2 separate regions of the Homo sapiens genome follow, and region 2 is linked to region 1. The links are chromatin contacts, found by Hi-C or POLR2A ChIA-PET in ENCODE. All regions are on one chromosome and are shown on one strand. Each heading gives the region's core, a stretch centred on a gene start or an enhancer-like site at or near the end of the contact. The rest is flanking DNA. Distances are from core to core; before and after follow the strand shown. Region 1 holds the start of LINC00501 (long intergenic non-protein coding RNA 501). Region 2 has its middle 15 kb from the start of TBL1XR1.

Region 1 (6,243 bases), core at 2,303-4,802:
CCCCCCAGATAAAGGTCATTGCTCCCTGGTGCATGTTCGAGTTCTACAATCGGATCAAGTGCCTCAACGATCTGATGGAATATGCAAAGCCACACGGGATTCCCATCCCAGTCACTCCCAAGAACCCGTGGAGCATGGATGAGAACCTCATGCACATCAGCTATGAGGCTGGAATCCTGGAGAGCCCCAAGAACCAAGCGCCTCCAGGTTGCTGCACGAAGACCCAGGACCCAGCCAAAGCCCCAACACCCCTGACATTCTCAAGATCGAGTTCACAAAAGGGGTCCCAGTGAAGGTGACCAACATCAAGGATGGCACCATCCACCAGACCTCCTTGGAGCTCTTCGTGTACCTGAACGAAGTCGCGGGCAAGCACCGTGTTGGCTCTATTGACATCATGGATAACCGCTTCATTGGAATGAGGTCCCGAGGTATCTACGAGACCCCAGCAGACACCATCCTTTACCACGCTCATTTAGACATTGAGGCCTTCACCATGGACCAGTAAGTGTGCAAAATCAAACAAGGCCTGGACTTGAAATTGGCTGAGCTGGTGTACACCGGTTTCTGGCACAGCCCTGAATGTGAACGTGTCCGCCACTGCATCACCAAGTCCCAGGAATGAGTGGAAGGGAAAGTGCAGGTGTCTGTCCTCAAGGGCCAGGTGTACATCCTCCGCTAGGACTCCCCACTGTCTCTCTACAATGAGGAGCTGGTGAACATGAATGTGCAGGACCATTAGGAGCCAATCGATGCCACCGGGTTCATCAACATCAATTCCCTCAGGCTGAAGGAATATCACCGTGTCCAGAACAAGGTCACTGCCAAATAGACCCCTGTACAATGAGGAGCTGGGGCCTCCTCACTTTGCAGAGCCCCCAAGTACGGGCACTAATTGTTGTAATAATTTCTAATTGCTACTTGTTCTCCCTGGCTGGTAGCGTAGTAAGGCTGCCAGGCTCCAGCCTTGTTCCCTGGTCCCCCATGAAGCCTGCAAAAGTGGTCAGCGAAGGGAAGGGTTGGGGGCAGCTGCAGTGGGGAGCTATAAAATGACAATTTTAAAAATATACATTTAAAAAGGAAGAAGATTTACAGGAAAATAAGCATATGAAAGATGCTCCACATCATATGTCATCAGGGAAATACAAATTAAAACAACAATGAGATACGCACTTATTACAATGAACAAAACCTGGAAGGCTGAAAACACCAAATACTGCCAAGGATGTGGAGCAAGAGGACTCTCATTCACTGCTGGTGGAAATGCAAATTGGTACAGCCACTTTGGAAGACAGTTTGCAGTTTCCAACAAAACTAAACATATTCTTACCATACACTCCAGCTGTCATGCTCTTTGGTAGTTACCCAAATGAACTGAAAATTTATGTCCACACAAGAACTTGGCTCACTGCAACCTCTGCCTCCCAGGTTCAAGCGATTCTCCTGCCTCAGACTCCCAAGTAGCATCACCATCTTGGCCAGGCTGGTCTCGAACTCCTGACCTATGGTGATCTGCCTGCCTTGGCCTCCCAAAGTGCTGGGATTACAGGTGTGAGCCACTAAGCCCTGCCAAGATGTCTTTCAGTAGGTGAATAGATAAACAAACTCTGGTACATCTAGACAATGGAACATTAAGTAGCTCTAACCAGAAATGAGCTATCAAGCATGAGAAGATATGGAGGAAACTTAAATGCATATTACTAAGTGAAAAACACCATCTGAAAAGGCTATGTATTGTATGATTCCAACTATATGACATTCTGAGAAAGGCAAAACTATGGAGACAATAAAAAGGTTAGTGGTTGTCAGGTCTTGGGGATTAGGGGGAGGATAAACAGGCATAGCACAGAGAATTTTTAGGGCAGTGAAAATAATCTGTATAATTCAATAATGTTCAATAATTCAAGGCATGTCATGCATTTCTCCAATCCCATAGAATGTACAACACCCTCATATGCAACTGTGAACTTTGGGTAACAACAGTGTGTCAATGCAGGTCCGTCGACGGGAACTACTGTTCCACTATGGTAGGGGATGTTGATAATGGACGAGGCTATGCATGTGTATGGGAAGGGAGTATATGGAAAATCTCTGTACCTTTCTCTCAATTTTGCTGTGAGCTTAAAAATGCTCTGGCCGGGCGTGGTGGCTCACACCTGTAATCCCAGCACTTTGGGAGGCCGAGGCTGATGGATAAACTGAGGTAGGGAGTTTGAGACCAGCCTGACCAACACAGAGAAACCCTGTCTCTACTAAAAGTACAAAATTAGCCAAGCGTGGTGGTGCATGCCTGTAATCCCAGCTACTCAGGAGGCTGAGGCAGGGGAATCGCTTGAACCCGGGAGGCAGAGGTTGCAGTGAGCTAAGATCGTGCCATTGCACACCAGCCTGGGCAACAAGAGCAAAACTCCATCTCAGAAAAAAAAAAAAAAGTAAAAGGACATGATTAGAGAAAATTGAAACAGCCCAAGTCACCAAATTCCTAAAGAAGTGATATCTGGTTCTATAGTTGCCTATCAGTGTGTTAATGTGTAGGTGTGGAGGCCTGGCTACACCCAACACCTACCTGGGAACCAAACAATTCCTACCAACTAATTCCTCCTTTTAATTCCTAGAGTTGTTGCTTTTCTTTCCCACACCTTTATTTACTCTCCCTCCCTCCTGGAGGAGGAGTTGAGACATCTGCAGATACACCTTCCTGGGAAGGTAACCGGCTAGGTCGTGGGAGTTTGAAGTCCAGCCCAAGCCCTCATCCTTATCTCATTGTCAATTGTCTTATAAGGAAATAGTCCAGGCACAACAATGTCTCCTCTTCCTCCAGGTCATGAGTTATTTCCTTATAGACCTTTTCTAACCAGTCTTACCCTTAAAAAAGGAGCTGAAGAACAAACCTGTGCCATTCTTGATGTGAGATGGGGAAGATTTGGAGGTACTGACCTGTGGAGTTTCCATTAATATGTAGCCGTGCACAGTGGCTCACGCCTGTAATGCCAGTACTTTGGGAGGCCGAGGTGAGTGGATCACCTGAGGTCAGGAGTTCGAGACCAGCCTGGCCAACATGGTGAAACCCCGTCTCTACTAAACACAAAAAATTAGCCGGGCATGGTGGCTCATGCCTGTAATCCCAGCTACTTTGGAGGCTGAGGCAGGAAAATCACTTGAACCCCAGAGGTGGAGGTTGCAGTGAGCTGAGATTGAGCCATTGTACTCCAGCCTGGGTGACAGAGTGAGACCCCATCTCAAAGAAAGAAAAAACAAAGTAATTACTCTCCTCATATAGTTGAGCATAAATTCAGCTAGCATGGACTTGGGGTTCTGCTGACAGGCCTCCATAATATATGCACAATATGTCCATCCAGAATGCATAAATATGGAGTGCATACCTATAGAATTACCTGCCTAACACGTCTTTTCTAAGAATGTATTTCTTCCCCACCCCGACTCTCACAACTCCCACTCAGGTACATTTTTACCACAGGAGTCACTTTACACATACCTTAGGGCCCTGTTCCCCGGTCATTGTTCATTCACCCACAGGTTAGCACTGGACTTAAGCTGGGCCACAGTCCTGCTTTGTGGCTCATAGCCTAGGGATGACGAGCAAGCTGAACTAATCTCTCTTCACTGGCTCCACATTTATTAATAGATATGAACTCACATGCTCCTGGCAAGCATGTCCTCCACTAAGAGAAGAAAGCCACTCTGAAATGAGAGAGTGAAGCCAACATTCAGAGGGGAACATGAGATGAGAAGAATCCTGACAACCTTCTAGTGTCTGGCTTTCAGCATTCAGAACCCAGCTGCATCTCTGCTCTTCCTGTGTCTTGATTATTCAATTATTCCTAGAATTCTATTTAAAAAACAAAAAACAGATCAAAAGAAAATACTGGAATCGGTTGGGTGCCATGGCTCGTGCCTGTAATCCCAGCACTTTGGGAGGCCAAGGCGGGCAGATCACCTGAGGTCAGTAGTTCCAGACCAGCCTGACCAACATGGAGAAACCCCATCTCTAGTAAAAATACAAAATTAGCTGGACGTGGTGGCAGGCGCCTGTAATCCCAGGTACTAGGGAGGCTGAGGCAGGAGAATCGCTTGAATCCGGGAGGCGGAGGTTGCAGTGAGCCAAGATAGCGCCATTGCACTCCAGCCTGGGCAACAAGAGCGAAACTCCGTCTCAAAGAGAAAAAAAAAAGAAAATACTAGAATCCTTCCAATCAGTTGCCCTTCTTACATAAGGTAGTTTATGTTGGGTTTCTAACATCTACAACAAAAAGTTCCTAAAAATTATAGAATGTGACGCTCTTCAGTGCTCAGATTGTGTACTAATGAGACATCACCTGATTCCTGGGAGAAGGAAGTGAGATAATGAACGCAGGATTGCTTTGTCACCTATACAACATGATTCATCGACGATCCTTCTGAAGCCCTTACATTCAACTGACTGAAAATAAAAATTTCTGCTTAAAGACCAAAGGGTTTGCCATGCTTTATAATTTTCTTACTTTTTCATACTTTCTGTAATATCACTTTTTTTGAAATCTTGAGAGTTACCCAGTCTCCTTTAGATTAATAGAAACTTGACTACAGAATCAATGCATGTTATATAGGCACAAGAATACCATTTGTAGAATAGCCTACTGTGGCACTTTCCCACCCCTAATGCCTGGACTCTGAGGGATCTGTGAAGTGGGCAAGACATTCTAGGGTTATTTTTAGCATTTTAAAATCTCTAGCTGGCCGCAGTGGCTCACGCCTGTAATCCTGGCACTTTGGGAGGCCGAGGTGGGTGGATCACAAGGTCAGTAGTTCAAGACCAGCCTGGCTGACATGGTGAAACCCCGTCTCTACTAAAAATACAAAAAATTAGCTGGCCGTGGTGGCAGTCACCTGTAATCCCAGCTACTCGGGAGGCTGAGACAGAGAACTGCTTGAACCCTGGAGGTGGAGGTTGCAGTGAGCCGAGATCGCGCCATTGCACTCCAGCCTGGGCGACAAAGCAAGACTCCATCTCAAAAACAAACAAACAAACAAAAAAACTCTAACGACAATTGTACTTGCACCATATATCTATTTACACAAGTTAACCGTAACATCATATTTCTTTGCTTTGTGCTAAAATTAGATCAATTCAGTCTTCCAGCTGACTAGCTCATGTTGCCCAAGTTCTAATTGGCTGTTGATGATACCCCTGGCATTGCTCTGGTGAAACTTGTGGATCAGACTGTTATCAGGTGGTAATATCCAAACAATACCCATAGTAGAATTGACCTGCAGGGAAGCACAGGGGTGAACAGCTGAAATTAAGGAACCTGTGGCAGTGAATATTGCCTATCCATTGCTATGTTTACATATCTCTGTGAATGAGATAAATATGTTTCTATTTGCTAGGAAAAGATGTTCAAAACATGAGAAAAAAGGGGAGAACAGGCTGGGTACAGTGGCTCATGCCTGTAATCCCAGCACTTTGGGAGGCCGAGGGGGGCCAGATCACGAGGTCAGGAATTCGAGACCAACCTGGCCAACATGGTGAAACCCCGTCTCTATTAAAAATACAAAAATTAACCAGGCGTGGTGGCATGCGCCTGTAATCCTAGCTACTGGGGAGGCTGAGGCAGGAAAATTGCTTGAACCCAGGAGGTGGAGGTTGCAGTGAGCCGAGACCACACCACTGCATTCCAGTCTGGGCGACAGAGCAAGACTTCATCTCAAAAACAATAAGAAAGGTTGTGGGGGAATACAACAAAAGGGGCCTTGGGTGAGGAATGGTAACTTCTGGTCTATGATACTATCTAGGATGGTGGCTCCCTTGGTGTGTTCCCTAGAATACTAATTCTGGGGTATTACAATTGAGTTACAAAAAGAAGAGTTATATGTTTTTTAAAGGGATACACTCACTATGCTTGGGCAACACTGAGCCAGACAAATTTGTTTGTTTTGTTGTATGATTTCTTAGAGCCTTTAACACCTTTGTACTTTGCGAATCTCCAAGAGGAAGTTAAAGTGTCTCCCAGACTTATCTGACCATAGAACCCTTCTTGTTTGCAGCATTTAATGAGAGTATTCCATGAAATAGACTTTGGGAAAAGCTGATCTAAAAAATGCTCATTGAGTGCTTCCTATTTTTAGGACCTGGCTCACATAGACATTGTCAAACAGAGGTGGCTCTGTCAGTTGGCAGAGTCACTTCACCTACCACCTAAAGAGCTCTTCCACCTCCCATCAAACCGCCTTCATTTCCGTCAT
Region 2 (6,243 bases), core at 2,223-4,722, 82 kb after region 1:
ACCTCCACAGAACATAATACTAAAATTTATTGTGGGACAACTCTCTTACTACCTTTTGAAGTCACATACCTTGTTCGACACAGGAGCCCTTATCAGGGAGCTCTCCCTGAGCTTCCCCAGGAAAGGGCCAGTGCAGTGAGCTCAGTGGGTGCTTCCCCAAGATGCCTTCAGGCCGGCTCTAGACAATTGTGAAACAGGTGAAATCGTTTCCACGCCTTTTCTGCCTGGCCAGTGGCCCACTTCAGGCCTCTAGGCCATGGGGACCAAAGCTTCCCCACTTGCAGCTTTTCTCAGCCCGTCTCCCCTCTTATTTTTTCTTCCCAAATATCATGTTCCTGTTGAAAACTCTTTTGTTGACTGAGCGCGGTGGCTCATGCCTGTAATCCCAGCACTTTGGGAGGCCGAGGCAGGCAGATCACCTGAGGTCAGGAGTTTGAGACCAGCCTGACCAACATGGAGAAACCCCGTCTCTACTAAAAATACAAAACTAGCCGGGCGTGGTGGCACATACCTGTAATCCCAGCTACTCGGGAGGCTGAGGCAGGAGAATCGCTTGAACCCGGGAGGCGGAGGTTGCAGTGAGCCGAGATCGCACTGTTGCACTCCAGCCTGGGCAACAAGAGTGAAACTCTGTGTCAAAAAAAAAAAAGAACACTCTTTTGTCCTTTGCCTTACACCAATAACCTTCCCCTGTATTCCATTACAAGTAGCCTGACACGTTAACTCACATTAAATGTATTGTAAAGTTCTTTTTTTTTTTTTTTTTGAGAGAGTTTTGCTCTTGTTGCCCAGGCTAGGGTGCAATGGTCAATATCGGCTCACAGCAACCTCTCCCTCCCGGGTTCAAGTGATTCTCCTGCCTCGGCCTCCCAAGTAGCTGGGATTATGGGATTACAGGCGTGCGCCACCATGCTGGGCTAATTTTTGTATTTTTAGTAGAGACGGGGTTTCTCCATGTTGGTCAGGCAGGTCTTGAACTCCTGACCTCAGGTGATCCACCCACCTCAGCCTCCCAAAGTGCTGGGATTATAGGCATGAGCCACTGCACCCAGCCTAAATGTATTGCAAAGTTCTAATAAGTATTTGGAAGTCATGGCTTTCTATCAATTCTTAGGTAAAGAAGTGTTTTATAAGTTCCCTCCCTTCCTCTCACCTCCTGGCCTTCAAGCCATTTCTTTTTGTTATTTAAGAATAGCTTTAGCGCTTAGTAGCTCAAATTTAAGGTAGGAAGAGAAGACTTTGGCCAGGCTGGTCTTGAACTCCTGACCTCAGGTGATCCGCCCGCCTGACCTCCCAAAGTACTGAGATTACAGAAGTGAGCCACCACGCCCGGTTTTACAACTGTGTATTCTTATTGCAAAGCCAGGCTCTGTAAAGATGGCATTTTATCTGAGAGTCAGGTTTACCAACAGGTAAAACTCTTCTTACTGAGGGCAAGCTCTTCCTGAAGACATTGAGATATTCCATTTTTGGCTACTAAGAGAGAAAGGTTGCTACTCCATTTTCCTGGAATACAGTAATGCTGGGTTTCATTGCTCTGCAATATTGTCTTGGGCATAAGTTCCCAAATGGAATGTGGCATGAAACATAATTCTTGCAGAGTTGCTCATGCATGCAGCTATGTGTGGCATAAAAATCCCCAGAGCAAACCTTCAGGTCGCCAAACAGTGTTAGTCCTAAAGTACCTCAGTGGAACATACCTGAAATTTCATGAAGCCTCACCACAGTCAGAACGTTATGCCCCTTTCCTCATCTGAATGCCTCTCTCATTGCTTGGGAGGCCCTACTTCAAGTTAAATGGCCAGCACTGCAAGGGAGGGCAGGATCAGACTCAGGTAAAATGGGGAGGTTGACAGATTATTTCTTCAGGTTAGAAAATCAGTAACTCGAACCCATAGGCCAAATCCAACTGAAGCCAGAGCTCCGAATAATTCATACGTTTTTAAATGGTTGGGGGAGGGGGAAGAGGGAGACAACAGAGAACGTGGCCTACAGAGCTTCAAATAGTTACCATCTGGCCCTTTACAGTAAAAGTTTGCTGGCGCCAGCTTCTGAGCCCTCACACCTCCCTTTCTCTGCCTTACTCCTCTTTAACCCTTCTTCATGCTCTCTAGAAAGGAGCCCGCCCCAGCCCTCAGCTCCTGGTTTATATACTCCATAATTAGAGTTAATCCTCCTACCCAAAGGCAAACCCATTGAATTGACTGCTTTTTCCCAACTAGAGAGAGGAGCCGCTGTTCTGGTTCTTCTCCTTTTCCCCTCCTCACTTTCCCCTGACTAAGGGGCCAGGGAACAGAGATGCCCTTCCCCAGCCACCCAGGCAGTGGGTATTCCAGTTCTCAGCGCCTAGGGGAAGGGGTTCCCATCAACCAGGGGCTTCTGGACACTCTTGTGTACCCTCTGCAAAAGCACTGGAGAGGTCTGCTCCTTGGGTTAACCCCTTTGGGTTATGACACCTATGGTCCTAAGAGAGGATTTATAAGAACTCTGGGCTCACCTTCGTGACCCATAATGCTCTCTGGATGCCAGCCCTTCAACAGTTTTCTTTCTCCCTTGCCAGGCTTGGATCTGTTTGTAGTATAGAGTGGTAGTTAAAGGCATGACCTCATCTACCTAGATAAAAATCCACCTCTGACATTTACTAGCTAAGGAACCTTGGTCGTTTAATCCATGTGTGTTGGGTTTCCTCATCTGTGGAAAGGAGATAATAGTAGTCCTTACTTCATGGCCTGGTGCAGTGGCTCACGCCTGTAATCCCTGCACTTTGGGAGGCTGAGGTGGGCGAGTCACCTGAGGTCGAGAGTTCGAGACCAGCCTGACCAACACGGAGAAACCCCTGTCTGTACTAAAAATATGAAATTAGCTGGGCGTGGTGGTGCATACCTGTAATCCCAGCTACTCGGGAGGCTGAGGCAGGAGAATTGCTTGCACCTGGGAGGCAGAGGTTGTGGTGAGCCGAGATCGCGTCATTGTACTCCAGCCTGGGCAACAAGAGCAAAACTCTGTCTCAAAAAAAAACAAAAAAACAAAAAAAAACAGTCCCTACTTCAGGCTGTGGTGAGGTTTACATGAGTTAATCTGCATGAAATTATTTTGAACAAGGCCTAACACATAGTAAGTACTCAAGACAGTGCTAGCTCTCACTATTGTTTGAGGGTTTGAGGTTAAGCTGTATCCTGGCTGGTCTTGGCCCAGCTCTCCATGTCCTTAGGCTGTTATATAGCTCAAGGGGAGGTGAGCTCTCAAACTGAGGCCAGGCCACCCAATAGGGTAGGCAAAACTGAAACAGGTGAAATGTTATGAGAGGCTTCCACTTCCCTTACTCTTTGTGTCTTCCTACAGAGAATAATGACTAAAAACACCTTGCTTTTGTATGGAGGTTATGATCTGCTTTCACAAACATTTAATTTGACACATGCAACAGCCCCGGTACATAGACGTCACATGGCAGGCAACTGCAAATGTTGACTGAGTGAGGGAAATGAACTGGGAGGCTGCCAATTTGCTGTATGGTTGGGTGTGGTGTACCCTCTGCTCTCTGTTCTGATTGGTTGCAAGGCATATAGAACTGGTCAATAAGTATTTTGACTATCCACTCTGGAAATTTGTTGTTAATGTGGGGCCAATTTTATCAGTAAGGAAACTGCGTTTCTCAGCCATTTGATGCCTGTCTGAGAACATACAACAGTGAAGGTAGAGCTGTGTCTAAAACCCAGTTTCTCTGGCCTATAATCTATCCCTGTGGCTGTTACACCTATTGCTAAATATGCATAAAATAAAGTTTGTTTTGTTCAGTGGCAATAATTAACTCAGTACTGGCACGCACTGTCTTCCTAGTTTGTTGCTCAATGAAGACTCACAATATTAGAAGGCTATCTATAAAGGGGAGTGTACTTGTTTTGTGTTGCTGTAACAGAACACCGGAAACTGGGTAATTTATAAAGAAAAGAGGTTAATTTAGCTCAGGATTCTGCAGGCTGGGAAATTCAAGAAGCATGGTGCCAGCATCTGCTGTTGAGGGCTTTCATGCTGCATCATAACGTGGAGAAAGGTCAAAGGGAAGTGGACACAGGGGAAGAAGTAAAACCCTGACGGACATCTTTCTCTATAAAAACCTGTTCTTTTATTAGTGAGAACTAATCCATTCCCCCAAGAACTAAACCAGTCTCGAGAGAGCAAAAACTCACTCACGGCCCAGAGAACAACACAGAGCCATTCATGAGGAATCCACCCCCAAGAGCCAAGCACCTCCCACTAGACACCACCTCCCAACGCAACCCATTGTGGATCAAATTTATAAACATCAGTTCTGGTGTGGACAAACCATATTCAAACCATAGCAAAGAGAAAGCTCTTATGCCCTAGGAGGAGCTTTCTGTAGTCTTTGCAGGTTCCCCCTTTCCTCAGAGAACAAGTGATTTACAAGATTATAGGAAGGACGTGAGTGAGTACAAGTGCTCAGCGACTTTCCCTCTCTTTTTGAAGGAGCCTTGCCTCAGGACACATACTTTCTCTTGTCCTCTGCCCCTTGATAAGCAGTTTCCCTGGGAGGGAAGGGCTGCCTATGGCTAGGTAGGACAAGTTTAGTGGGAGGGAACTACCAGAAAGTCCAGCTGGGCATGGTGGCTCATGTCTGTAATTCCAGCAGTTTAAGGGGCCGAGGTGGGGAGATCGTTTGAGCACAGGAGTTCGAGACCAGCCTGGGCAACATAGCAAGATCCCATCTCTACAAAAAAATACAAAAATTACATGAGTGTGATGGTGCATGCCTGTAGTCCCAGCTACTTGGGAGGCTGAAGTGGGAGAGTTGCTTGAGCCCAGAAGGCAGAGGTTGCAGTGAGCCGAGATCACGGCACTGAGTTCCATCCCGAGTTATAGAATGAGACCCTTTCTCAAAACCAAAAAAAAAAAAAGTCCATTTGGTTGCATATCCAAGCTTTGATCTTACAAAAAATTAAAAACAAAAGATCAAGCAATAAAATAAAAACATTTTACCAAATAGAGACACAATTTACCAAACTGTGTTCCACAGAAAGCAAACTTTGCATGATCTTGAAAGGTATGTCTTTTATTTTTTTTGAGACAGAGTCTCACTCTGTTGCCCAGGCTGGAGTGCAGTGGCGCGATTCAGCTCACTGCAACCTCCGCCTCCTGGGTTCAAGCTATTCTCATGTCTCAGCCTCCCGAGTAGCTGGGATCACAGGCGCCTGCCACCGTGCCCAGCTAAGTTTTGTATTTTTCAGTAGAGACGGGGTTTTGCCAGGTTGGTCAGGTTGGTCTCGAACTCCTGACCTCAGGTGATCCACCCACCTCGGCCTCTCAAAGTGCTGGGATTACAGGCATGAGCCACCGCGCCTGGCCAAAAGTTATGTCTTTAAGAAGTGTTCAATAGGCTGATAAGATTGTTTTTATTTTTTTATTTTTTTTGAGACGGAGTTTCACTCTTGTTGACCAGGCTGGAGTGCAATGGCGCGATCTCAGCTCACTGCAACCACCCCCTCCAGAGTTCAAGCGATTCTCCCGCCACAGCCTCATGGCTGATAAGATTTTTACAATGCAAGATTTTTCAGTATTTTATATGCTAAAAAGCAATGCAGACCTCTAGAAGGTGAATTTAACATTTATTAGCAGGATGTCGTGGTGCACAATCCCTGGGTGTTGTGGCCTGTAATCTCAGCTACACAGGAGGCTGAGGCAGGAGAATTGCTTGAACCCAGGAGGCGGAGGTTGCAGTGAGCCAATATCGCACCACTGCAGGCCAGCCTGGGTGACAAGAGGAAAACTTTGTCCCAAAAAACAACAACAACAAGGAAAATAAAAACGTCACATTTCCCAAACATCCTTAATGTTGGAACTCTTTACTTCCAGAAGCACAGACTACGTGCCCATTATGAGCGGAATACAGTTTGGGAAATGCTGACATAAGGAAATGATAGTTGTTATAATGGCTGTTACCTGACCAACAGATATTTGGGACAATCTCAGAAAGTGCATTTGGCTTACTTTCTAGTAGCTATAACAATATTGGGGGTGGGGTGGGGGTGGTTGGAACTACAGAGCCAGCCACAAACATGAGCAATATACAGTTAATTTCTATATGAATTGAAGCACCATCAGGAGGAAAACAATTCAAAGATTCAGGCTAAAACGGAGTACTATACAAATTGAGCTCAGTCATGTGTCTCAGCAATCTGGTAGGAGGGGTGCAAGTTCATATCATTTCCAAGTGGTGCAACCTGAATC

The links. Hi-C counts contacts between places; a loop is a spot of excess contacts on that map. ChIA-PET counts read pairs that join two places held with the same protein, here RNA polymerase II (POLR2A). Pooled maps may share reads with other maps.
Region 2: a loop to region 1 is called in a map of transverse colon, with 2.3 times the contacts of the local background. The contact joins the enhancer-like site here to the promoter of LINC00501 in region 1. A Hi-C loop is called at or near these places in 11 of 168 maps with a recorded cell type or tissue (CD4-positive, alpha-beta T cell, CD4-positive, alpha-beta memory T cell, Calu3 and 5 more), 15 of 37 single-sample maps with no recorded cell type and 10 of 50 pooled maps. POLR2A ChIA-PET finds 5 or more read pairs at or near these places in 6 of 52 experiments (CD4-positive, alpha-beta T cell, Caco-2, MCF 10A and 3 more).

Annotation. Positions count from the first base shown.
Region 1 is chr3:177,291,751-177,297,993 of GRCh38, reverse strand. It overlaps LINC00501 (long intergenic non-protein coding RNA 501), which reads right to left and starts at 3,552. Exons shown (of 2, transcript NR_047465.1): 1 at 3,497-3,552. It also overlaps the pseudogene ASS1P7. RefSeq lists an enhancer at 3,123-4,322.
Region 2 is chr3:177,209,385-177,215,627 of GRCh38, reverse strand. No RefSeq gene overlaps it. Among named protein-coding and RNA genes, the nearest start is that of TBL1XR1, 15 kb to the right of the region's middle. Within about 2 kb of position 3,472, at least 7 of the 41 ENCODE cell types and tissues checked have a DNase peak (open chromatin) inside an H3K27ac peak, as active enhancers do; they include transverse colon, where a contact is called at or near this core.